Regions from separate parts of the Homo sapiens genome. Here regions 2, 3 and 4 are each linked to region 1. The links are chromatin contacts, found by Hi-C or POLR2A ChIA-PET in ENCODE. All regions are on one chromosome and are shown on one strand. Each heading gives the region's core, a stretch centred on a gene start or an enhancer-like site at or near the end of the contact. The rest is flanking DNA. Distances are from core to core; before and after follow the strand shown.

Region 1 (5,592 bases), core at 1,885-4,384:
ATGTGGCATACATTGAATTGTTTGTTACATAGGATTGTTCAGCTCTCTGCAGGATGTTATCTAGCATTCCTGTTCCCTCTATTACGACAACAGAAATATCCCCCCAACAAAATTTCAAAATGCGTCTGGGGGTGGTACTGCCTTCATGGAGAAGCACTGATTAAGAGGGACAGAAAAATGTAAGACAAGCCCTTGATGGGAACAAAAAGGAGCCCAGAGTGGCCAGAGTCCTGAAGAAAAGCAGGAAGGAGATGAGCTCAGAGAAAATGGCAGGGCCTCTATCACACCTTGTTGGCCACAGTATGATACTGAACTTGGACTCAATTCCAAGGGCAATAGGGAGCCTCTGTTGGATTTTCGGCAGGGGAGTGACATAGTCTGGCCTTGCTGTGTGTGTGTGTTGGGGGGAGTGGGGTGGGATCAAAACATGTTACTCAGCAGACTGCACTGTACTCTAGAGAATTTCATTCATTCATTCATTCATTCAACACATAAGGATTGAGGTGTGTCTCAGTGATCTATTGCTGTGTAACAAGCAAGACCCCAGAATGTAGTGGCATAAAGTAATGATTTTTTGTTTTCTGCTATTCTGTGGCTCAGCTGGGCAGTTTTTCTGCTGGTCTCACTAGTCACTTGTGCTGCTGTATTCAGCTGGTGGGTCGGCTGGGAGAGCTGCAATGACTGGGCTCCCTATCCACGTGCTCTTTCTTCTGGGGCTGCTACCATTTTGTTGTTATTATTGTTGTTGTTGTTTGAGACAGAGTCTTGCTCTGTCTCCCAGGCTGGAGGGCAGAGGGGCAGTCACGGCTCACTACAGCCTCCACCTCCTGGGCTCAAGCAATCTTCCCACCTCAGCCCTCCAAGTAGCTGGGACTACAGGCAGGCATCACTATTCCTGGATAATTTTTTAAATTTTTTGTAGCATCAGGGTCTTGATATGTTGCCCAGGCTGGTCTCGAACTCCTGGGCTCAAGTGATCCTCCTACTTCAGCCTCCCAGTGTTGGAATTACAGGCATGAGCCACTGACCTGCCCAGGGCTGCTTCTGAGTGTCATTCAGCATTCCCAGGCAGTAAAGGAAGAAGTGAGCCAGGGCTGTTGATGCTCTGGGACTTGTGCAGCCTCTTTTCTGTCACATTCTATTGGTCAAGACCAGCCACAAGGCTAGTCTAGGTTCAGGCTGGTGGAGAAACAAACTCTACCTCTTGCTGGGAGTGACTGCGAAATCGCATTACAAGCAGTGGAACTTGCAGAATTTAAGGCCATGAAATATTCAACGTGACTGTAGACCGGGCCCTGGGGATATGGCCTGCCCCTCTGCAACCGTGCTTTAGTGAGACAACAAATAGTCAACACGTACAAAAGCTCAGAAAGTGCTGTGGAAAACATCAGCTAGGGAGAGAGGGGGCTACTTGAGACAGGTCAGGGAAGGCTTCCCAGAGACGTCTGAGCTAAGACCCGAGCACTGGAGCATGCCTGCCTGGGATGTCTGTGCCTCTGAGGTTTCCAAGGAAGACAACTGTCTTTGCATAAGCCCATGGCTGCCCTTGGGGGAAGGGGCCCAGGGGACACCACTAATGGTTGCTGTGATAGCATCATTGTGGAATGGAGTGGAAGCTGCCTTGGGGCCAGAGTATCTGTCCCCCAGCACTCATTTGCAGGCTGTGTGACACTGGCCATCTGGGTTTCTTCCCCTGACTCCCAAAGCCCAGGTCCAGTTCACTGCACTGTGAGGGTTCACAGGTTTATAACAGGATAAACTACAGAGAGAGGTCAGTGCTTCCTGGTATACTATGCACAGCTGCGACACTCAATAAACAGAAGTTCACTGAACTGCAAGGTCACTGCTGCTGTGACAGGAGGGTCATATGGATGTGTGTATCTTGCCAGTGGCTGTGGTGAAACCCTGCTTGTGGAGAATAGACATAAACACACCTTCTCTCTCTCCCTCTCTGTCTTCCTTTCACCTCCCCTCTCCCTCCACCCCTTCCATTTCCTATTCTCCCAGCATGTTCTTTCCACTCTTCCTCACCTCCTTCCCCTTCACCTCCTTCCTACACCATTCCTTTTTCCATCTCTTTCCTGTTTTCCTAACTTGTTACTCTCATCTTTTTCTTTCTTTTCTGTTCTTCCTGACAGCTCCCCTTCCTACCTCCTCTCCCTTCACCCTTTCTCCTACTCTTTCCCCTCCTCTCATTTCTACCTCTCTTTCCTTTTCACTTCCCCTCTCCCTCCTGTCTTTCTCCTTTTTCTTTTACCTCTGTGCCTCCCTCTCACCTCTTCCCACACCACCTCATCTCCTCCATAACTAACTCACCTCCTTTTTGTTTGTTTGTTTTTTGAGACAGGGTCTCCTTCTGTGGCCCAGGCTGGAGTGCAGTGGTGCCATCACAGCTCACTGCGGCCTCAACCTCCGAGGCTCAAGCGATCCTCCCACCTCAGCCTCCCCAGTAGCTGGGACCACAAGCAGCGCCACCAGGCCCGGCTGTTTTACTTTTTATTTTGTAGAGAAAGGGTCTCCCTATGTTGCCCAGGCTGGTCTCGAACTCCTGGGCTCAAGCGATGCTCCCGCCTTGGCCTCCGGAAGCGCTGGGATTAGAGGCGTGAGCCGCCGCGCCGGGCCTCCCCCCTTCCCCTCCGCCGCCGCCTTCTCATCGCCCTTCCTCCTTCCTCCTGACGCCCCTTACTCCCGATCACTTCTCATTCATTCACCAGCTTCCAGTCCTCGCTCCCTCACCTCTTTTCTTTCCTACTCGCCTTCTCCTCCTGCCCCTTTATCATCTCTCCTTGTCACCGTTCTTTTTTGCCAATCCTCTCGTTCCCCTTCCTTTCCTCATCTCCTCTCTTACCCACGTCATCTCCATTCTCGTGCTCCCCTTCACCTCCCGTTACCTTGCGCTTCTCTCCTCTCATCTCCATCACCACCTCTCCCCGCTTTCGCCTTTCTTTAGCCCCCGCGTCCCCTATACCCTTCGCCCATGCCCACTCCCCTCCCCACCTTCTCTTCTTCCACCCTCCACCCTCGCCTTCTGTCTCTCGCCCACCTGACTCCGCTCCGCCCCCAGCCTTAGGCTCCGCCCCGCTGGGGGTCACGGGGCCGACGGACGCTAGGCGGCCGTAGCGGCCTCGCCAGTCACGTGGTCACGTGACGCGCTCCAACATGGCGGCGCCGTGGGGCCGAGGTGTCGCTTCCTGACGGGGCGGCGCGGACGGACGCGGCCGGTGCCGGCCGGGACGCCGGGCCCGCAGCCTAGCTCGCCATCTCGCTCACGCCGCCCGCCCGCGGGGCCGTCAGCCCCCGCCGGGCCGGGGCCATGCAGGAGAGCCAGACCAAGAGCATGTTCGTGTCCCGGGCCCTGGAGAAGATCCTAGCCGACAAGGAGGTGAAGCGGCCCCAGCACTCCCAGCTGCGCAGGGCCTGCCAGGTGGCGCTCGGTGGGTGAGCCGCTCCCGCCCTGCCCCGCGCTGGCCTCAGCACGTCGGCCGTTGCCCTATCCTACTCGGCCTTGGCCCGGCCTCCTGGCCTCCGCTTCCCCCCGATCCCGAATTCCACCCTTCCGGCCTCCTCCTCATTATACCCCCGGAGGAAGTGTTGCCCGGGCAGCTCGGGACTGGCCCAAGGTCACCTAGCAAGTTGGTGACAACCAGAGCTTGTTCCTCAGGGTTCCAGCTCAGGGCTTTTGCCACGATTCCTTGTCGCCCTGTTTCCTGGTTCCTCCCCTCACCACCTCCAAGTCCTAGAAACAGTAGCCCTTGCCCCAAGTTTTTTCGTTACCTGAGCTCTGCTGATTGGGGTTCCCCTAGGTGAACAGAGCATGTAGGAAGAGCCGTCCAACTGGTTTAGGGAAACCCCTGATTCTTGTTTTGGAAGTGCCCGTTGGAGAATGTTTTCCTTTGGTTTGGGGATCTCCCATAGCTCTTTCCCTCAAGGAAGGATTGTAGAAGGTGTTCTGGATCTCCCAGGCATTGTAGTGAGCAAGACATCTGCTTATTCCTAGCAGTCCACTAAAATACAAGGTCTTCAGCGCGAAGATACTTGTCTGACTTATTCATTGCTGTATCCCTTGCGCTTGCAACAGTGCCTGGCGCACAGTAGGTGCTCGATAAATATTTGCTGATTGAATGGACCCTCAGATTATGGAAAGAGGGAGAATTCTAACTAATAGTTAAAGGCTTGATAATTGATAGCAAAATCACTATCCTATCTTTCAGTTTTAATCATTTAACAAATATTTATCAAGTGCCCACTGCATACCAGGTACTGAGAATTCAGTGGGGAACAAGACGGACATGGTCCTTACCCCTATGGAGCTTATACTCGAATAGAGGAGACAAAATAATTAATTAAGAAAATAGGTGAGGTATTTTGGAATACTGATAAATACTATTTTGAAAATAAAACAGCAAGATGTGATAAAGAGGGCTTGAGGACTGCTTTCCATGGTCAGGAAAGTAATCTTTTCCAAGAGGAAAAGTAATCAGGTGGTCAGGAAAGTAATCTTTTCCAAGAGGGTGACACTTGAGCTGAATACTGAAAGGCAAGAACTATCCACCATATGGAGTTTCAGAAGAGAGTTCTTGGTGGGAGAATCCATGCATTTGACCAGAGCTGTTTTCAAGCTAATTCACTGCCCCAACGTCTTTGGTTTGGAATCTGTAAAGGCCTGTTTTTCCTAACAAAATGAGCAAATGGAAAGTTTGATTTTTAGTCACATAGTTTGAGATTGTTATCACCTTTCTCCTTTCATTTGCTACAAAGTATAGAGTAGTGTTCTTTTGGCATTTAGAAATAGGCTGGTGAACTTTGCACTTCCCTGGAAAGAAGGTCCCTGGCTTTCATCAGATTTTCAGAGGGCCCTGAGACTCCCTCAGGGGCCAACTATTGATGCAGAGGTGGTAGTCTAGATAATCTGGAAACAGTTGCTAGTCCGTGAAATTCAGGATCAGTGGAAGGAATTTACTGAGATGTAGATTTTTAAAGCTTTTCTCTTCCAATAACCAAGGCTGTTGGGTATTTTATCAGCAATGTGGGATAAGCACTGCAAAGCAGTTTGTTAGGCAAGAGCCTGGTATTTATAACTCCACGTTGAAATCTGCCTGGACTCTATCTTCTCGATATTGTTGTGGAGGTTTCAGAATAGTTATTTGGCAGAAGAGTTTTTATTTTTTCTTCAGAAAACTTCTTAACATAAAATTTTCACCAAAGTGTGCATCATATTATTGGAACCTACTTATAAAATTTTCATCTGGGTCATGAAGGGCCATTAACGCTGAGAATTTAATAGATATTTTCGGATCGTATCTTTGTTCAGAAGTTCAAGTTTTCCTAACACAAGTAGTGGAATGCATGTTTTCAGTTTTTAGTAGTGAATTGTAAAAAATGGCCTAGATAGGAAGTAATTTGACTACAGGTTATATGAATCACAAATTGGGGTTGTGCCAATGGCATAATAGGAACTGTCATAAGGGAACGTATGCATATTGTTAAGTGACCATCTTTTTTAAGAGAATAATTGTGTGTCATTGCTGTTAAATAGAAATGACTGCTTTTACTTAGAGTAGAACACATAGCAGAATGCCTGGTGATATTTCT
Region 2 (5,592 bases), core at 1,375-3,874, 1.8 Mb after region 1:
AAGGATTTTCTTCCTTCACAATACCTTTATCAAATTCCAACTATTTTCTACTTTTCTTCCTTATACAACCCAGGCGCACGGGTTGAAATAATTTTCCTTAAGAAATCCAGGAAGCTCTGGCCTGGCCCTCCCTCTAGAAAGGAAAGTCCAAGTAAAGAGGGATGCCACACCTGGGGAAGGGAGAGAGGATGTGACGACACCTCCAGGAATGCAGGGCCCACGCAGGTGCACTGGCACCCACGAACTTCCTGATAAATCAGTACCGATAACAGGAGTAAAACTCAACCACCCAACACTCACTCACACAGAGCTGGGGTGCTGCTCCCAGGGTGTGGCCTTGCCAATCAGGGAGAGGAGGAGGAGACCTAAGAACGGAGCTCTCTAAAGGTGGTGACATGGTATCTAGTCCAGCCATGATCAGAGTGTGGTCTCTGGGAGTCCCTGAGACCCCTTTACGGGGGTCTCTGCAAGGCCAAAACTGCTTTCACAAAACTAAGATGTCATTTGTTCTCATCATTCCCATTGTCTCACGAGTATACAATGGAGTTTTCCAGAAGGGACAAGACATGTGATGACATCATCACTCTGATGACTGTTGGAATGCATGCTTGTGTACTCCCATGTTTTGGACACATCCGTTTTAATTCTAAGATAAATATTGAAAGACATTACACATAAACAAAGTACTTTGGGGTCCTCCATGATTTTTAATAGTGTAAAGGGGTCTTGAAAACAAAAAGGTTGGGAACTGCTGTGCTAGTCCAAACAGGGGAGTTACAGGCCCTGACATGCACTTTATTTCCGGCTGAACTTGAGTCACCTCCTATGTGCTTTCAAACAGGGGGTGGAGGCAGCTTGCTTATTTATTATACAGCTTGGATTGGTGTCCTTTCCACCTGTGCTGCCACAGGTGGCCAGAAAAACCTTAAATCCTCCCACAAAACGTCTGGTTACCTGAATCCTCCAGAGGGAAAAAAATGAGCTTCTCGCCTTTGAACCCAAGTGGGGCAAAGAGCCTGCAGAAGGGACACCCTCAGTGGCAGCACCCAGCAAAGACCCATCTGAGTACCCGCTGGGAGTCGGGTTCTGTGCCACTCAATGCCAGCAAAGCACAAGCCGTCCCTGCGCCTTCGGGAGCTTTCATTCTAGGCTGGTGGCAGATTACTCACAAAACTCAGATGCACACAAAAATGGGAAACCTGTAACTTGTAACAAGTGCTGGGCAACAGGGGTACAAGTGTTAGGAGGCCTCCGAGGTGGGCAGGGAGATGAGGGGAGGAAGGTACCCTAACCACTCTTCTTGCCAAATCTCAGGTTGGACCTTCCCCTCCACCTCCATTCCCCTGCCCCCTTCCTGGCTTGCAGGTTTCAACAGCTCTTGGATTCCCGGGTCCCACAGGGAGACCTTGGGACCTGGGAATCTCCTCCAGCCAAAAGCTTCAGTCTTCTCCTCTCCTCCCCATGACCCACAGGGTCTGTGTGAAGAGAGGCCGGGCTCTGGGACGTTCAGAGAGGAGGATTCAGCGTTTTGTTGCTCTGGGACACAGCTTGGTCACTCCGGGAAACGAACACAACCTAGAGGCTGTCATTTGTAGAAACAGCGAATGGCCAAGGAATGGCGGGAGGAGGGAAAAGGAAGACTTTTAAAGAAAAAAAAAAAAAGCCCTGAAAGACTGGACTAGAAATCCTCAGGGAGGCTGGGCCTGCAAGGAGCCTTCCCGCGCCTCAGCCCACTTTCCTTCCCTCTCGACCTGACGGACTTAAGGCGTGCAGAGTCTCTTCGGACAAAATGAAGCCAAGAGAGCCCTAAGCTTCTCCCCCAGCAACCGCTGCAGAGGCGGGAAAACTTGAATTTTGCAACCAAGAGTTGCAGCGGGACGCCTAAGCAACGATAAGGGGCGGTGGAGGGGCGTCGTTGGGGGCTGCAGCATCCCAAAGTGGAAGCGGGAAGGGGGCCCGGCTGGAACCGAATAGCCCCGCAGCGCCTCGGCAACCGGACGGGCGGCGCATCCAATCCCCTGGACCGTGCGTGTGACTGGCGCGCGCTAAGCGGCGCGAGCCCCGGCGGAGCCGGGCAACCAGGCGCGCGCTCGCGCGTGCGCAAAAGGCCCACCCAGCCGAGCCCTTCTTCAGGTGCGCTCGCGCTTCCGGCCGGCCTCCCCGCGTGCCTTCCCGGGGCGGAAACTCCAGCACCCGCGCATGCGCCTTCTGGCTCTCCGGCCTGAAGCGGGGCGGAGGGCCATGGCTTCAGGTGATCCCGCCCCTCCCTCGTAGCGCAGGACCAATCGTGCGGTGGTAGGCGGGGTTTTGAGGAGGCAGCCCGCCCACGCACCGCGCGAGGCGTGTATCGATTGGTTGGCGCCGCGGGCGCAGGTGCGCGCTTTCTATTGGGTGTGGGCGGAACGCGAGGGATTGCGGCATCTTCGGGGGCTGCAGGTGAGCGCGCGCACGCGCCGCGGCTGTGGTCCGCTCGGGTGCGCGCGCGCGGGCTCGCGGGGGAGGCGGCAGAGGGAGAGGTTGCGGCGCTTGTGGCCTCCGCTCCGCCCCCTCCTCTCCTCCAGCGCTGTCGCCGTCGCCGCCGGGGCCCGGAGGGAGGGAGCTGCTTCCCCGCCTGCCGCGCCACCAGTCCGACCCTCGGTCCCGCCGTGTGAGCAGCTGGTGGAGTGGAGCTCAGCGCGGACGCCGGAGCTGCGGCCGCCCCCTCTGCAGGTGCCTGTGAGGAGGCGCCCGGGCCGCAACCGCTTTCCGAGATCCCCAGTCGCGCACTCGCTCCCCGCGCTCCTGAGGGGCCGCCCGGCCGGAGGAGGCCGTCGCGGGGCTCGGCGTTCAGCATGAACCGCAGCCACCGGCACGGGGCGGGCAGCGGCTGCCTGGGCACTATGGAGGTGAAGAGCAAGGTGCGCGGGGCCCGGGCTGGGCGGAGCGGCGGGCCTGGGGGGCCGGGGCCTGGGAGAGGCCGGGCCAGGCTCGGAGCGCCGGGGGAGGCGACGGGCTGAGCTGCCCCGGGGTCTGGACGGTGCGGTCGGGAGACTGTGGGTAATAAACTTGCCGAGGAGGGGGTGGCGGGGGTCAGGGGGCGCTAGTGTCCGCCCCTGGCCCGGGCAGGAAGAAGACCTAGTCCAGCATTTAATCTCATTCCGTAAATCTCATTCCCGTGTTCACGGACGGGAGTAGGGGCCAAGGTATATCCAAGGATGGCGCACACTGAGTGAAATGCGAGGCTGCTCAAAAGGTGTAGGAGAATCCTGCCTGCTGGGCTGTGAGTAAAGGGCCCTGGACCACCCCGTTGTTCCCACTTTCTGTGGTTAAGGGGCGCATCGAGTGGCGAAGGAGAGAGCCCAGTGAACTAAACAGCCCTTTAAAAGTTCGCTTTGCTTCCTGCTGGCGCTCTTTCTAGCACTAACTTTGGTATGCATTTAATCTGTAAAATTAGTACTATCACCTTACGTTGGAGTAGCACTTTACAGTTTGACTCTAGATGCTCTTTTCATTCCATCCTGCTACCTACTCACATCAAGTGCTTTTCCCCTTGACCAACGGTATGCCAATCTGCTGATAATTACTTCGGTATTCACTGAATTTCTAAATCTCAAGGCTCAGTGAGCAGGGTAGTCTGTAGGGAGGGATTAGTTAGGGAATGCCTTCCAAAGGGGGTTTTGAGCTGGAATTTGAAGGTGATCGGCAGCCAAGGGAACACTTTCAGCAAGCGTTTCTTGAGTTGAAGAGTTAAAAGGAGCTTAGATAATCTAGCCCAATTCTCTGAGAAGACTGAGGCTTAGAAAGGTTATGACTTCCTCAAGCTGTTTTTTTGCAAAGCCTTCATGCCTTTTTAATAACTTCTAGACATTGCAGAATACAAAACAGGACACTGGCTGGGCCCTGAGAACATTTAAAATAGAATTGAGAAGGCCAAAACACAGAAAAGGAGAAAATTGAAAGTATATCAATTTCAAAAAAAAAAAGTAATGGAGCATCATAGATGGTAAGACTACTAAGGAGTATGTAAAATCAAGGAGTGATTTGAGTGAGGTACAGTGGAGTAAGGAAAGCTTCCTAGAGCCTCTAGGTAGAATAGTTTTATTGTCTAGGGTTGATAAGCAAAGTTCTGTAAGTTTCTGTAACTGAGAATCACATCGAGAAAATCGACATTCGTTTGTAACATCATTAAAAAATGTGATTTGAGTCTGGGCGCGGTGGCTCACGCCTGTAACCCCAGCACTTTGGGAGGCCGAGGCGGGTGGATCACCTGAGGTCAGGAGTGCCAGACCAGCCTGGCCAACATGATGAAACCCCATCTCTACTAAAAATACAAAAAATTTTTAGCCGGCCGTGGTGGCACATGCCTGTAATCCCAGCTACTTGAGAGGCTGAGGCAGGAGAATCGCTTGAATCCGGGAGGTGGAGGTTGCAGTGAGCCAAGTTTGCACCATTGCACTCCAGCCTGGGCAACAAGAGCAAAACTCCATCTCAAAAAACAAAACAAAACAAAAACAAAAACGGCTTGGCACTTACATGAGGATTGGCACTAGTTTCAGAATTAGTAAGAAAAGACGTGTAGTTACAGCAATTTAAGGAATGTGCATGTCCATGTGTCCTCTGTGCACAGCATAGCAAATTGAAGTGACTTGCTTGAGCTATAGCGTTAAGATGACCCAAAATACATAGCAGAACTTTTCCTTTAGCGGTATGGTGGCAGTAGAGGTTCCATGCCCAGTGGTTGAACCTTCTTATGGCATTTTTGTTATAAGTTTAGTTTGGATTTGTGGGAGTTGAGGTTATGGAAAGAAAAACACTTGTGATATTGCATAATCTTAAAATTTTAAGTTTATAGCCCTAATCTTGGTAGCAAGTCTTTAATTTTTTTCCACAGAAAAAAATGAGTAGGAATTCTAAGTATACTGATAAATACAATCAAATAGTAATTTATCTCTAGTACTAAGAAACCTTGAGTGCTTTAAAACTGGAATTTCAGGCTTTTTGCCTTTCTCTTGTCAACTGATTTGTGAATCTTTCACTTACTTCTGTCTAAACTACATGTTGTATATTTGAACTGCCATACTGCACTTTCAGCTAACTGTGTCTTTTAAATAGAATCATACACTGATTCTAGGAACATGTGCTGAATGAAGTCGGTCCCACTATTCTAGCTGTTGACAAATAGGCAAGATATAGGTAGTGAGTGTTTCTAGTATGTCTATGACACCTTATATGTTTCAAATATATATTGCTGATACATTTATTTTCAGTAGATTGAAACATTTGTCACCTTAACCATTTAAAAAATATTTGGAAGGGTTTTTGAAACAGTATTTTCTTTGACATTGCTTTAGTGATACCACAGCTTTTTACAAAACTGATTGCTAAGAGTTTATAACCAAAACTAGGTAGTGTGCCGGTCCTTTTTTTTTTGAGACAGGATCTTGCTCTGTCACCCGGGCTGGAGTACAATGGCACGATCACGGCTCACTGCAGCCTCAACCTCCTGAGCTCAAGCGATTCTCCGATTTCAGCCTCCTGAGTAGCAAGACTACAGGCGTGCACCACTACACCCAGCTTATTTATTTATTTATTTATTTATTTATTTTGTAGAGA
Region 3 (5,592 bases), core at 1,910-4,409, 1.6 Mb before region 1:
CTACTTGGGAGGCTGGGGCAGGATAATCACTTGAACCCTGGAGTCAGAGGTTGCTGTGAGCCGAGATCACACCGCTGCACTCCAGTCTGGGCGACAGAGCGAGACTCCGTCTCAAAAAAAAAAAAAAAAAAGAGAGAGAGGTGCAGCCCGGGGTGAGCACATTCCCCCAGAGAAACCTCCCCTCCCTCCCACATGGGTCCTCACCCGACTCTCGCCACTGTTCCTGAAAACTTTTTCTCCACTTGGCCTTTGACCCAACAATCTCCTCTAGAAACACATTCTACAAACATAGTGGAAAAGGAGCAAAGGCAAGATGACTGCACTGCAGCACTGTGGGCTGTACCCAAAGCACTTGAAACAAACGTCTGCAAACAGAGGACTGCTCTAAGAATACATTACAGTCACATGGCCGGACACAGTGTTCACACCTGTAATCCCAGCACTTTGAGAGGCCGAGGGGGAAGGATTGCTTGAGCCCAGGAGTTTGAGGGTATTGTGAACTATGATCACGTCGGAGCCTGGGTGAAAAGGAGAGACACTGTCTCTGAAAAAAAAAAAAAAAAATTTAATTATAAAAATTTTTAAGTTCTTTAAAAAGATCTAAAAACACCTGGGCAACATGGTGAAACCCCGCATCTACAAAAAATATAAAAATTAGGCTGGAGGCCGGGCGCAGTGGCTCACGCCTGTAATCCCAGCACTTTGGGAGGCCAAGGCGGGCGGATTACAAAGTCAGGAGATCGAGACCATCCTGGCTAACATGGTGAAACCCCGTCTCTACCAAAAATACAAAAAATTAGCCGGGCGTGGTGGCGGGCGCCTGTAGTCCCAGCTACTCGGGAGGCTGAGGCAGGAGAATGGCGTGAACCTGGGAGGCGGAGCTTGCAGTGAGCCAAGATCGCACCACTGCACTCCAACCTGGGCAACAGAGGGGTGAGACTCCATCTCAAAAAAATAATAATAATAATAATTAGGCTGGGGACGGTGGCTCACACCTGTAATCTCAGCACTTTGGGAGGCCGAGGCAAGCGAATCATCTGAGGTCAGGAGTTCGAGACCAGACTGGCCAACATGGTGAAACCTCATCTCTACTAAAAATACAAAAAACTAGCTGGGTGTGGTGGCACGTGCCTATAGTCCCAGCTACTTGGGAGGCTGAGGCAGGAGAATCGATTGAGCCCAGGAGGCAGGGGTTGCAGTGAGCTGAGATCGCACGACTGCACTCCAGCCTGGGCAACAGAGCAAGACTCCGTCTCAAAAAAATTAATAATAAATAAAGTGTATCTAGCACCATTAATGGACCAATATTCCTCCCAAAAAAAGATTTAATATACACATCAATGTTTGCATAAACCTAGAATATTCCTGGATGAACACAAAAGTACAACAAAGCTCGACTTGGGGACTACTGGTTGCCTTGGGAGGGGTGCCTGCAGGGAGTCCAGGGAAGGGGAGTCCAGGGAAGGATTATTTTCCACTCTATACCCTTGTGTACTTATTTATCATGTGACTGGATGACGTTACGAAAATAAAGAAAATTGGCCAGGTGCGGTGGCTCACGCCTGTAATCCCAGCACCTTGGGAGGCTGAGGTTAGCAGATCGCTTGAGGTCAGGAGTTCGAGACCAGACTGGCCAAGATGGTAAAATCCTGTCTCTACTAAAAATACAAAAATCAGCCAGGTGTGGTGGTACGCTCCAGTAGTCCCAACTACTAGGGAGGCTGAAGCGGGAGAATCACTTGGCGCCAGGAGGCAGAGGTTGCAGTGAGCCAAGATTGCACCACTGCACTCCAGCCTGGGCGAAAGAGAGAGACTCCATCTTTAAAAACAAAACAAAACAAAAAGAATGCAAATTATCAGGCCCCACCCCAGATCTACAGAATCAGAAACTCTGGGGTAGGGCCCAGCAATCTGTTTTAATAAGTCCTCCCGAAGACTGGGAGGTACACTAGTTTGAGGAACGCTAGGGTATGTGTATGTGTTTAGGAGATGGGGTCTGAGTTCTCAACTCTACACAATCCTGTTCCACACTGGCGAGCCAGAGCCAATGGCCTCTACTTCCAGACATTATTTGAGGGGTTGGTTCAGGACTCAGGATAGAAGCTAAGCAAGGGAGTCAGGCTGGAGAATGAGGCTAAACAGGAAACAACCCCAGGCAAGTCTCCACCTCTCAGGGCCTCAGGGCCTCACCTGCAAAATGGGAAGAGCCGGGAGAAAGGGACTAGACTAGAAGTTCTTGTTTAAAGACCAGACAGTGCTCCAGGGACCCTTGAACAGGCCATCACTGTATACAGGAGTGCAATTTCTAGGGACATGGAGTCATAGCTTCCTTCACCTTTGCAAAGGTGTCCTCAGCTCCAATGATTAAAAACTTCAGGGCCCCCAGAGGATGTTAAAAGTCCCTCTTCAACATTACTTAATTTAATGAGAAAGTGGGAAAAAAAATCACTAGACAGTAATATACTTGTAAGCGATTTAGAGTTGGCAAGGGACTATCACCCAAGCCCACCAGGAAACAAAGGGGGAAACTGAGGTTCTGCTCAGCAAGAGGTAGGGGGAGGTGGGTCCTAGCCCAAGCATGCCCACACCTGAGAGTATTCCAAACCTTCTAGTTTCAGCAAAACATAAAAACCCCAATTCTGTTTGCTGTTACAAACACCAATTCCCCCTGGAGTTGATGAGAGTTCAGTGACTGTATCCAAGGGGTCGAAATTTGATAGGTTCCAAACAACAGACACATCAGTCAACAGCAGGAGATTTCAATGAAGGGTTGTAGGGAGAAGAATTAGGAAATGCCTGCTGGATTCGGTATCCTTCGGAGGGATGAGACAGCAGGGGGGCATTATTACTTAAATGCCCCCCACTCCAGTGGGGGCTGGGCCTCTGGTGATGATGGACTGGTGGGTGTACACCTGACTGTAGCCGTGGTACCCAGGCTCCATAAGGACCCTTTCCAGAAAGCTGAGTCAATTTTTTCTTCTTTAATGATTTAATTCTGACAAGGATGTATTGCCCAGTGCATTTCATCTATAAACTTTGAACAATGACAAACAGCCACTGTCGACTGAACCACTGGTTCACCCTGGATCTGAAAGACTTTTCTGCTGCCTTTTCTGAGGGAGTAGGACCTGTGACCCCGCCCGGCTGGCTCACTCACAACCCTCTGCCTCTCACCCATCCCCCAAAAATGAGTGGTTCTGAATGAGTTAACGTGGGTGAGGGAGGAATGCAGCCTTATGGAGAGGACAGAGCAGTGACTCAGGAAAACAGCTTGGCATGGAGCGGAAAGCAGCAGAATTTTCCTCTCCTTGTGACATTTTGCTGAAATTGTAACAATATGGGAAGGTCTACTGGGTATTAAGAACCAGGCATGAGGCCGGGCACGGTGGCTCACGCCTGTAATCCCAGCACTTTGGGAGGCCAAGGTGGGCAGATCACAAGGTCAGGAGTTCGAGACCAGCCTGACCAACATGGTGAAACCCCGTCTCTACTAAAAATACAAAAATTAGCTGAATGTGATGGTGAGCACCTATAATCCCAGCTACTCAGGAGGCTGAGGCAGGAAAATTGCTTGAACCCAGGAGGCGGAGGTTGCAGTAAGCCGAGATCATGCCATTGTACTCCAGCCTGGGCAACAGAACGAGACTTTGTCTCAAAAAAAAAAAAAAAAGGAACCAAGCATATGAGGAGATCCTTCCCAAGCCTGTGATCCACCAGAAATCATCCTGGAGCTCAGCACTTCCTGGATGTCTTTTGATTTAAGGGGCATCTTAATTCAAGATAACACAGGCTCATAGCTTTCCTGAGCCAAGAGTATGAAGAGCTAAGAGTTTCGGCCAGGTGTGGTGGCTCACACCCATAATCCCAGCACTTTGGGAGGCCGAGGCAGGCAGATTGCCTGAGGTCAGGAGTTCAAAACCAGTCTGGCCAACATGGTGAAACCCCATCTCTACTAAAAATACAAAAAAATTAGCCAGGAGTGGTGGTGTGCGCCTGTAATCCCAGCTACTTGGGAGGCTGAGGCAGGAAAATTGCTTGAACCAGGGAGGTGGAGGTTGTGGTGAGCCAAGATCGCACCACTGCACTCCAGCCTGGGTGACAGAGCAAGACTCGCTCTCAAAAAAAAAAAAAAAGAAAGAAAGCTAAGAGTTTCTTTTATTATATGTGATATTCTAGGCAATGTTCAAAATGCATTTCCTGTAGTCCCCACTAAGTCACCTGCCTGAGATCACAAAGCTACCAAGGAGCAGTGCTGGGATTTGAACCCAGGCAGTGAGGCTCCGAGGGCCAGAGCAGTACTGGGATTTCAACCCAGGCAGTGGGACTCCGAGGGCCAGCTTCTAATCTCTGTACCACATGGCCTTGTACCAGGAGGGCCTCATCCTCAGCCCTGTAGCAAGAGGACTCCCTAATTTAGGGTCTATGATTTAAGAGCACACTCTCATTTTGCCTTTTTTCCCCTAAACTGCAGATGGAAGTATAGGGACAGAGAAGGTCCAACAAACAGTTTCAGGAACTGGGAAAAGGTGGAAAGTCGTGTCATTCACTGATGACACCGTTCTCTCAAAGGCAGTCCCCAGAAAGCACATTCACCTCCCAATTTCCAAACAGTGGCATCAGTCCCTGAAATAGGCTGGGGGCTCCAGGGCCAACTCACCTCCCCTTTTCCAGCCTCCATCAAGGCTAGGCCTCCCCAGCAGGCCACATCAGGTACCCGCCCTCCACCCCACTCCTGCCCCCACATCCGGTGCCTGAGTCACAGCACATGCCGTTCTCCAGGGGCTAGGAAATGACACACCATTACAGGGAATTGTCTCCTCCCTCAAGGGAAAGGGCCGCAGCTGAAAGGCCGGGAGCTTCTTGTGTTTTTGTGGGTGTTTAATTTCCTTAATGATGTCGACAGCAAGCCTGCTGGGGCCTGAACGAAAAGAGAAGCTTGGTCCACAGGCTGAGACAGGCATGACAGGCCACAGGAGTAGGGCAACCAACCATGTGCTTAGCTGGGTCCCGGGCAAACCAGGACACATAGGTCAAGGCATATGCTCTCATGGGCCAGGTTGCAAACGACAGAGAGGCAGGATGCCACAGTGGTGGGGAATCAGCTTTCTGGCGTCAAAATGCATGCAGAACCTGGCTGTGCTCTCCCCTGCAGTGTGACCGTAAAAAGGCAACTTAACCTCTCTGTGCCTCAGAGAGTTTACCACTTTACAAGTGGTACCTTGTAAAGTTATCGAAGAAGTCAATGAGTTAATTCACGTAAAGCTCTTAGTATAATACCTGGCAAATAGTAAGCACCTATTCAATGGTAACTAATGGGTAACTGTATTTTTTTTAACCAATCACTCTTCCTCCTTTTCTTGCTTCTCTTCCACCTCCTCCCCGACTACCGCCCCCCACTCCAAAAACACAGCTTGCTTTCTGGAAGGAGCATGTTAAATCAATTCCACAAGTTCAAAGCTATGGAAAACACCGGCCTGTGTAGACTGGAGACCAGAATCAGCCCAGGACAGGATTTCTGCATTTCAATCAGACTGAAAATGCCAGGTTTCCCCCAGTAACTGTGAAGGCAGGGTCAGAAGCAGAGGCCTGCTC
Region 4 (5,592 bases), core at 1,168-3,667, 1.6 Mb after region 1:
GATGTGGCCCAGGAGGGGTAACAGAGCAGACTCAAGGAAGACTCAAGGCTGAATTCTGGCTTACGTGGCCACATGGGTGGCTATGGAGGCTACTGGGCTGGGAAGGCTAGAGAAAGGGGCCCAGATTTCGCTTGGGTACCCCAGGGTGGGGTGTGTTAAGGTTGAGAAGTCAATAAACATCTGAGTGGCAACTTCCCCCTCTCTCTCCACTTCCCCAACCCCGCCTAGGGTCATGGTGAGGGTGGGGAGTGGGAAAAGGGCAGGGCATAAAAATAAAAAATAAAACGCCAGGCACGATGGCTCACACCTGTAATCCCAGCACTTTGGGAGGCTGAGGTGGGCAGATCACTTGAGGCCAGGAGTTTGAGACCAGCCTGGGCAATGTGATGAAACTGTCTCTAGTAAAAATACAAAAATTAGCTGGGCGTAGTGGTGTATGCCTGTAATCCCAGCTACTAGGGAGGCTGAGGCAGAAGAATTGCTTGAACCCGGGAGACAGAGGCTGCAGTGAGCCGAGATCGTGCCACTGCACTCCAGCCTGGGCAACAGAGCAAGACTCTGTCTCAAAAATAAAATAAATAAAATAAAATAAAATAAAATAAAATAAATAAAATAAAAATGTTCATAGCAGCTTTATTCATAATAACTCAAAACTGGAAGTGGCCCAAGTGTTCAACAGCAGAATGGATAAATGTTTACTATCCACAGCAGAATGGATAAATGGATAAATGTTTACTATATATATATATGTATGTGTATATATGTATGTATACATACAAATATATTACAAATATACAAATATATTATTTAATCTATAATCTGGGAAGTCTACTAAAATAGTCTAAATATATTATTAGTATACATTATTTTAGTGTGCATATGTATATATATACACACATATATTAAAAGAATGAAAATGAACAAACTACTGATACAGCCCACACAAATGAATCTCACAGACATTCTGTTGCGCAACAGAAGCCAGACACCAAGGAGTACATATTGTCTAATGCCATTTATTCATTTTATTTATTTATTTATTGAGATGAAGTCTTGTTCTGTTGCCCAGGCTGGAGTGCAGTGGCGCGATGTCGGCTCACTGCAACCTCTGCCTCCCAGGTTCAAGCAATTCTCCTGCCTCAGCCTCCCAAGTAGCTGGGGCTACAGGCACGTGCCACCACGCCCAGCTAATTTTTTGTATTTTTAGTAGAGACAGGGTTTCACTGTGTTGGCCAGGATGGTCTCGATCTCCTGACCTCGTGATCCGCCCACCTCAGCTTCCCAAAGTGCTGGGATTACAGGCGTGAGCCACCGTGCTCGGCTGTCTAATGCCATTTATATGGACTTGTAGAATCAGCAAATCTAACTCGTGATGAAAGTAAAAACTGAGAAACCAAGTTTCCTGGAAGCACAAAAGGCAAGGCAAGATCTATTTTGAAGCAAGCTCAGAGTGGCAGCAGATTATGTAGGGGCCACAAGGCAGCCTTTAAGCTGCACCTCAAAAATAGCATCTGTCCCCTGGATATTTTAAGAGTGTCCTCTGCAGGGCATGGCAGGAGCCAGAGGCCTGTTTGGGCATCTCCAAGCGTGCACCTAAAGAATGTATCATCTGGCCGGGCACGGTGGCTCATGCCTATAATCCCAGCACTTTGGGAGGCCAAGGCGGGTGGATCACCTGAGGCCGGGAGTTCAAGACAAGCCTGGCCAACATGGTGAAACCCCGTCTCTACTAAAAATACAAAAATTAGCCAGGCAAGGTGGTGCATGCCTGTAATCCCGGCTGCTGGGGAGGCTGAGGCAGTAGAATCACTTGAACCCAGGAAGTGAAGTTTGCAGTGAGCTAAAAAAAAAAAAAAAAAAAAAGGAATGTATCACCCCGCCTCCCCTTGACCCTGAGCACCACCCGGCTCCAAAGCTGTGTCAGCAGCAATATAAAAGGTGCAGAGATAAAGAGAGACATTTAATTAGAAGATGATTTGGGAATCATCTTCTAATTTAGGAACCAAGCTGCAAAATATCTTTCTCCCTTAATGGCACAAATGGGGAATTTGGACTTTGAACCTTTTCTCTTGTCAGGCCACCAAAAACGTCTTCCTGTATTAATAGAAGGCAAATGTAAGGATTCAGGGCCAGGAGGGCTGTGGGCTGTGGGTCTTAGATTGTCTAGAGTCAGAACATTAAGAACATGAGAGCCCTTTCTGGACCTCTTTGTTTATGCGGGGCTTCTGCTGGGGCTTATAATCACCTCATCACTGCTGCTATTTTTGCAGTAATTATTAAGTACTTTAATACGTGCACAGGGCATGTGCAGTCCTTCAATTACACTGCTCCTGCCTCATTGTCGGGAGGCGAGTTGGAATTGTTCTCCTTGTTTTGCACAAAAGAAAGCAAAGGCCTGGGTGAATGAACAAGTTCAGGGTCAAAAATGAGTCAGCACAAGGGAGATGGCAGGAGGTGGGTGGGAACCCGGCAGTCCCTAGTTCCCGCCCAGCTTGAAGTGCTAGCAGGTCTAAATTCAAGGCATGTGCCACATCCTTGAAGAAGTGATCGACGGCCGGGCGTGGTGGCTCACGCCTGTAATCCTAGCACTTTAGGAGGCCGAGGCAGGAGGATTGCTTGAGCCTAGAAGTTCGAAATCAGCCTGGGCAACATAGTGAGACCCTCTCTAAAAAAAATAAAAATAGGCCACGGATGGTGGCTCACACCTGTAATCCCAGCACTTTGGGAGGCCGAGGCAGGCAGATCACTTGAGGTCAGGAGTTCAAGACTAGCCTGGCCAACATGGCAAAATCCCATCTCTACTAAAAATACAAAAATTAGCTGGGTGTGCTGGCGCATGCCTGTAATCCCAGATACTCGGGAGGCTGAGGCAGGAGAATTGCTTGAACCCGGGAGGCAGAGATTGCAGTGAGCTAAGATTGTGCCACTGCACTCCAGCCTGGGCCACAGAACAAGACTCTGTCTGAAAAAAAGAAAAAAAAATCACCTGGTTCATAGTAAGATGTCATTGTTAATTTTGGAAGGTGTGCTAATAGCATGGTGGTTTCAGAAAAAAAAAAAAAAAGAACAACTTAGTATCAACTACTGGTGAAGTGACAAAAGGCTTACGATGAAATTGACAAAATGAATGTGGATAATTGCTGAAGGTGGATACTGGAGAGTTAGTTATATGACTCTATTTTTCTAGATGATGTTTGAAATTTTCCATAGTACATGTTTTGAAATTGTATAGACTAAATGTTGCAAACTTGTATCTTATGGGTAAAATGCTGCTCACAAAAATCCTGTACCTCCTTTAGATGGGTCCTTGGCTCTCAGTGTGCCACAGTCCCCACCCTTCCCTATTATAGCCTGACACTGTTCATCATCACTCTTGGGTCACTGTTTTTGTTTAAGTAGAATTAAAAGGAAACTGAATGAGTTCTCTTGGGGCAAGACTGTTATTTGCCATCCATATGTCCAACCTCTACTTCTTTCTTACTTATAGAAACTCCTACACTATTGGCAATGAATTTTGAAATAACATTTCCCAGTTTCTCTTGAAGCTAAGAATTGCCCAGTGTTTCTCAGTCAGAGGTGATTTTGTCCCCCAGAGGACATCTGGCAAAGTCTTGGAAGACAGTTTTGGTTACCACAACAGGGGCAGGGAGGGAGGCAGGGAGTGCTCTACTGATATCTGGTGGGTGGGTAGAGGTCAGGGTACTGCTAGACAGCCCTCCAATCCCCAGGTCTCCCTCCCACAACAAAGAATTATGCAGTCCAAAATGTCAGTAGTGCCCGATTGAATGGCCAATGCATGATAAGTGGAAGTTGATGTTGGGGTTTCCAAGAAAGCCCTTTGGTGTCTTGCCAATCTTCCTAGAATATAAACATGATGGCTGGAGTTTGAGCAGCCATTCTGTGACCTTGAGGAGGGAGGTTCTATGCTAAAGATGGAAGGAAATGGGATCCCCGAAAACATCATAGAATTGCCATATCTGTTCTTTGGAATGCAGATTTTCAGACATGGTTTTATGTGAAAGAAATAAATCTCTAATATGTTTAAGTCACTGAAATCAAGTCTCTGTTACTGTCAGCCAAGTGCAGTTTCTAAATGATTTGTCTCTGTGCCCAGTTCTCTATGCTAATGGAGAAAGGAAAGATAGACTAAGAGGGCCATATGTTTAAAGAAAAAAAAAAAAAAAAGGCCTGGGACATGCTGGCTCTTGCCTATAATCCCAGCACTTCGGGAGGCCGAGGCGGGCAGATCACCTGAGGCTGGGAGTTTGAGACCAGCCTGACCAACATGGAGAAACCCCGTCTCTACTAAAAATGCAAAATTAGCTGGGCATGGTGGCGCATGCCTGTAATCCCAGCTACTCGGGAGGCTGACGCAGGAGAATCGCTTGAACCAGGACCCGGGAGGCAGAGGTTGCAGTGAGCTGAGATCGCGCCATTGCACTCCAGCCTGGGTGACAAGAGTGAAACTCCGTCTCAAAAAAGAAAAGAAAAAGAAACGAGAAAATACGTTTCTTCACAACAATGAAACAGTTCATTGCCTTCATTTATGTCACTTCTTGATCCCTGTAGGCATTTGAGTTTGCAACTCCTGGACTGGTCCTTAACCAAAAAGATGAGGAAACTGAGGTCCTCAGCAGGTTAATGATGAGTTAGGAGTGAATCCACAACCTGGTCCCTCTCCCCGCATTTCTAAGGTACCAAGGCCTACGCACTGGCGAAGAATATGGTTTCTGCAGCCAGACAGACGTTGGTTCAAACACTGGTACTGACACAGGAAAAGTTCCCTTATCCTCCTCGAAGGGCATGCGATGGGGGTGTGGCTCACTTCCTCAGTGCTTCGCTGCTCAAAACCCCTAGGGGGAGCAGGCAGACGGGCAGGGTGTGGGACTCTGGCCACGCAGCGTCTAGGCGTGAATGTTTACAGCTCCTGAGGCCCCAGTGGGCGTGTGTTCCAGGGTGCTCTTTTCGTTTAACCGTCCATAGACAGCTTGTGTTAGCTCAATTAGACCCCTTGCCTTATCTCAAGGACAGAGGGCTATCTGTATCCTGGGGTTTCTTGCCTTGGCGTACCTGAAGAACTGGATCACACGTAGGCTTGGAGAATGAACGCAAGGTTTTATTGAGTGGAGGTAGCTCTCAGCAGATGGGGGAGCCAAAGGGGATGGAGTGGGAAGGCGATTTTCCCCTGGACCTGGGCCGCTGAGTGGCCCAGGCTCTCCTCCCACCACCCCAGCCAAACTCCAAGTTGTTCCACCGGTCGATGGCCTGCTGGCATCTGCCGGTGCCTGATGGTGTGCTCTCATGCCAGTTCCTTCTTCTCCAGGTCTAGTTGCTTGTGTCTTTTTTTTTTTTTTTTTTTTTTGAGATTTAGTCTCACTCTGTTACTCAAGCTGGAGTGCAGTGGCATGATCTGGGCTCACTGCAACCTCTGCCTCCTGGGTTCAAGTGATTCTAGTGCCTCAGCTGGGACTACAGGCACCTGCCACCACGCCCGCCTAATTTTTTTGTATCTTTTTTTTTTTTTTTTTTTTTTTTTTTTTTTAGTAAAGATGGGGTTTCACCATGTTGGCCAGGCTGGTCTCAAACTCCTGA

The links. Hi-C counts contacts between places; a loop is a spot of excess contacts on that map. ChIA-PET counts read pairs that join two places held with the same protein, here RNA polymerase II (POLR2A). Pooled maps may share reads with other maps.
Region 2: a pooled map shows a loop between it and region 1 (10-fold over the local background). The contact joins the promoter of PARD6B here to the promoter of ARFGEF2 in region 1. A Hi-C loop is called at or near these places in 5 of 50 pooled maps.
Region 3: a loop to region 1 is called in a map of endothelial cell of umbilical vein, with 5 times the contacts of the local background. The contact joins the enhancer-like site here to the promoter of ARFGEF2 in region 1. A Hi-C loop is called at or near these places in 1 of 168 maps with a recorded cell type or tissue (endothelial cell of umbilical vein) and 1 of 50 pooled maps. POLR2A ChIA-PET finds 5 or more read pairs at or near these places in 2 of 52 experiments (T-cell and activated CD8-positive, alpha-beta T cell).
Region 4: a map of posterior vena cava shows a loop between it and region 1 (16-fold over the local background). The contact joins the enhancer-like site here to the promoter of ARFGEF2 in region 1. A Hi-C loop is called at or near these places in 1 of 168 maps with a recorded cell type or tissue (posterior vena cava). POLR2A ChIA-PET finds 5 or more read pairs at or near these places in 1 of 52 experiments (CD4-positive, alpha-beta T cell).

What each region holds. Positions count from the first base shown.
Region 1 is chr20:48,918,577-48,924,168 of GRCh38, forward strand. ARFGEF2 (ARF guanine nucleotide exchange factor 2) reads left to right here and starts at 3,135. Exons shown (of 39, transcript NM_006420.3): 1 at 3,135-3,434. The coding sequence starts at 3,314. RefSeq lists silencers at 2,896-2,975, 3,206-3,305, 3,346-3,395 and an enhancer at 3,766-3,845.
Region 2 is chr20:50,728,956-50,734,547 of GRCh38, forward strand. It overlaps PARD6B (par-6 family cell polarity regulator beta), which reads left to right and starts at 2,625. Exons shown (of 3, transcript NM_032521.3): 1 at 2,625-2,897. The coding sequence starts at 2,832. RefSeq lists enhancers at 1-775, 1,728-1,777 and silencers at 1,968-2,177, 2,278-3,067.
Region 3 is chr20:47,312,677-47,318,268 of GRCh38, forward strand. The region is part of intron 2 of ZMYND8 (zinc finger MYND-type containing 8); the gene reads right to left. Among named protein-coding and RNA genes, the nearest start is that of ZMYND8, 41 kb to the right of the region's middle. RefSeq lists enhancers at 3,811-4,728, 4,064-5,263, 4,729-5,592. Within about 2 kb of position 3,160, at least 15 of the 41 ENCODE cell types and tissues checked have a DNase peak (open chromatin) inside an H3K27ac peak, as active enhancers do; they include endothelial cell of umbilical vein, where a contact is called at or near this core.
Region 4 is chr20:50,473,579-50,479,170 of GRCh38, forward strand. No RefSeq gene overlaps it. Among named protein-coding and RNA genes, the nearest start is that of PTPN1, 34 kb to the right of the region's middle. Within about 2 kb of position 2,418, at least 7 of the 41 ENCODE cell types and tissues checked have a DNase peak (open chromatin) inside an H3K27ac peak, as active enhancers do.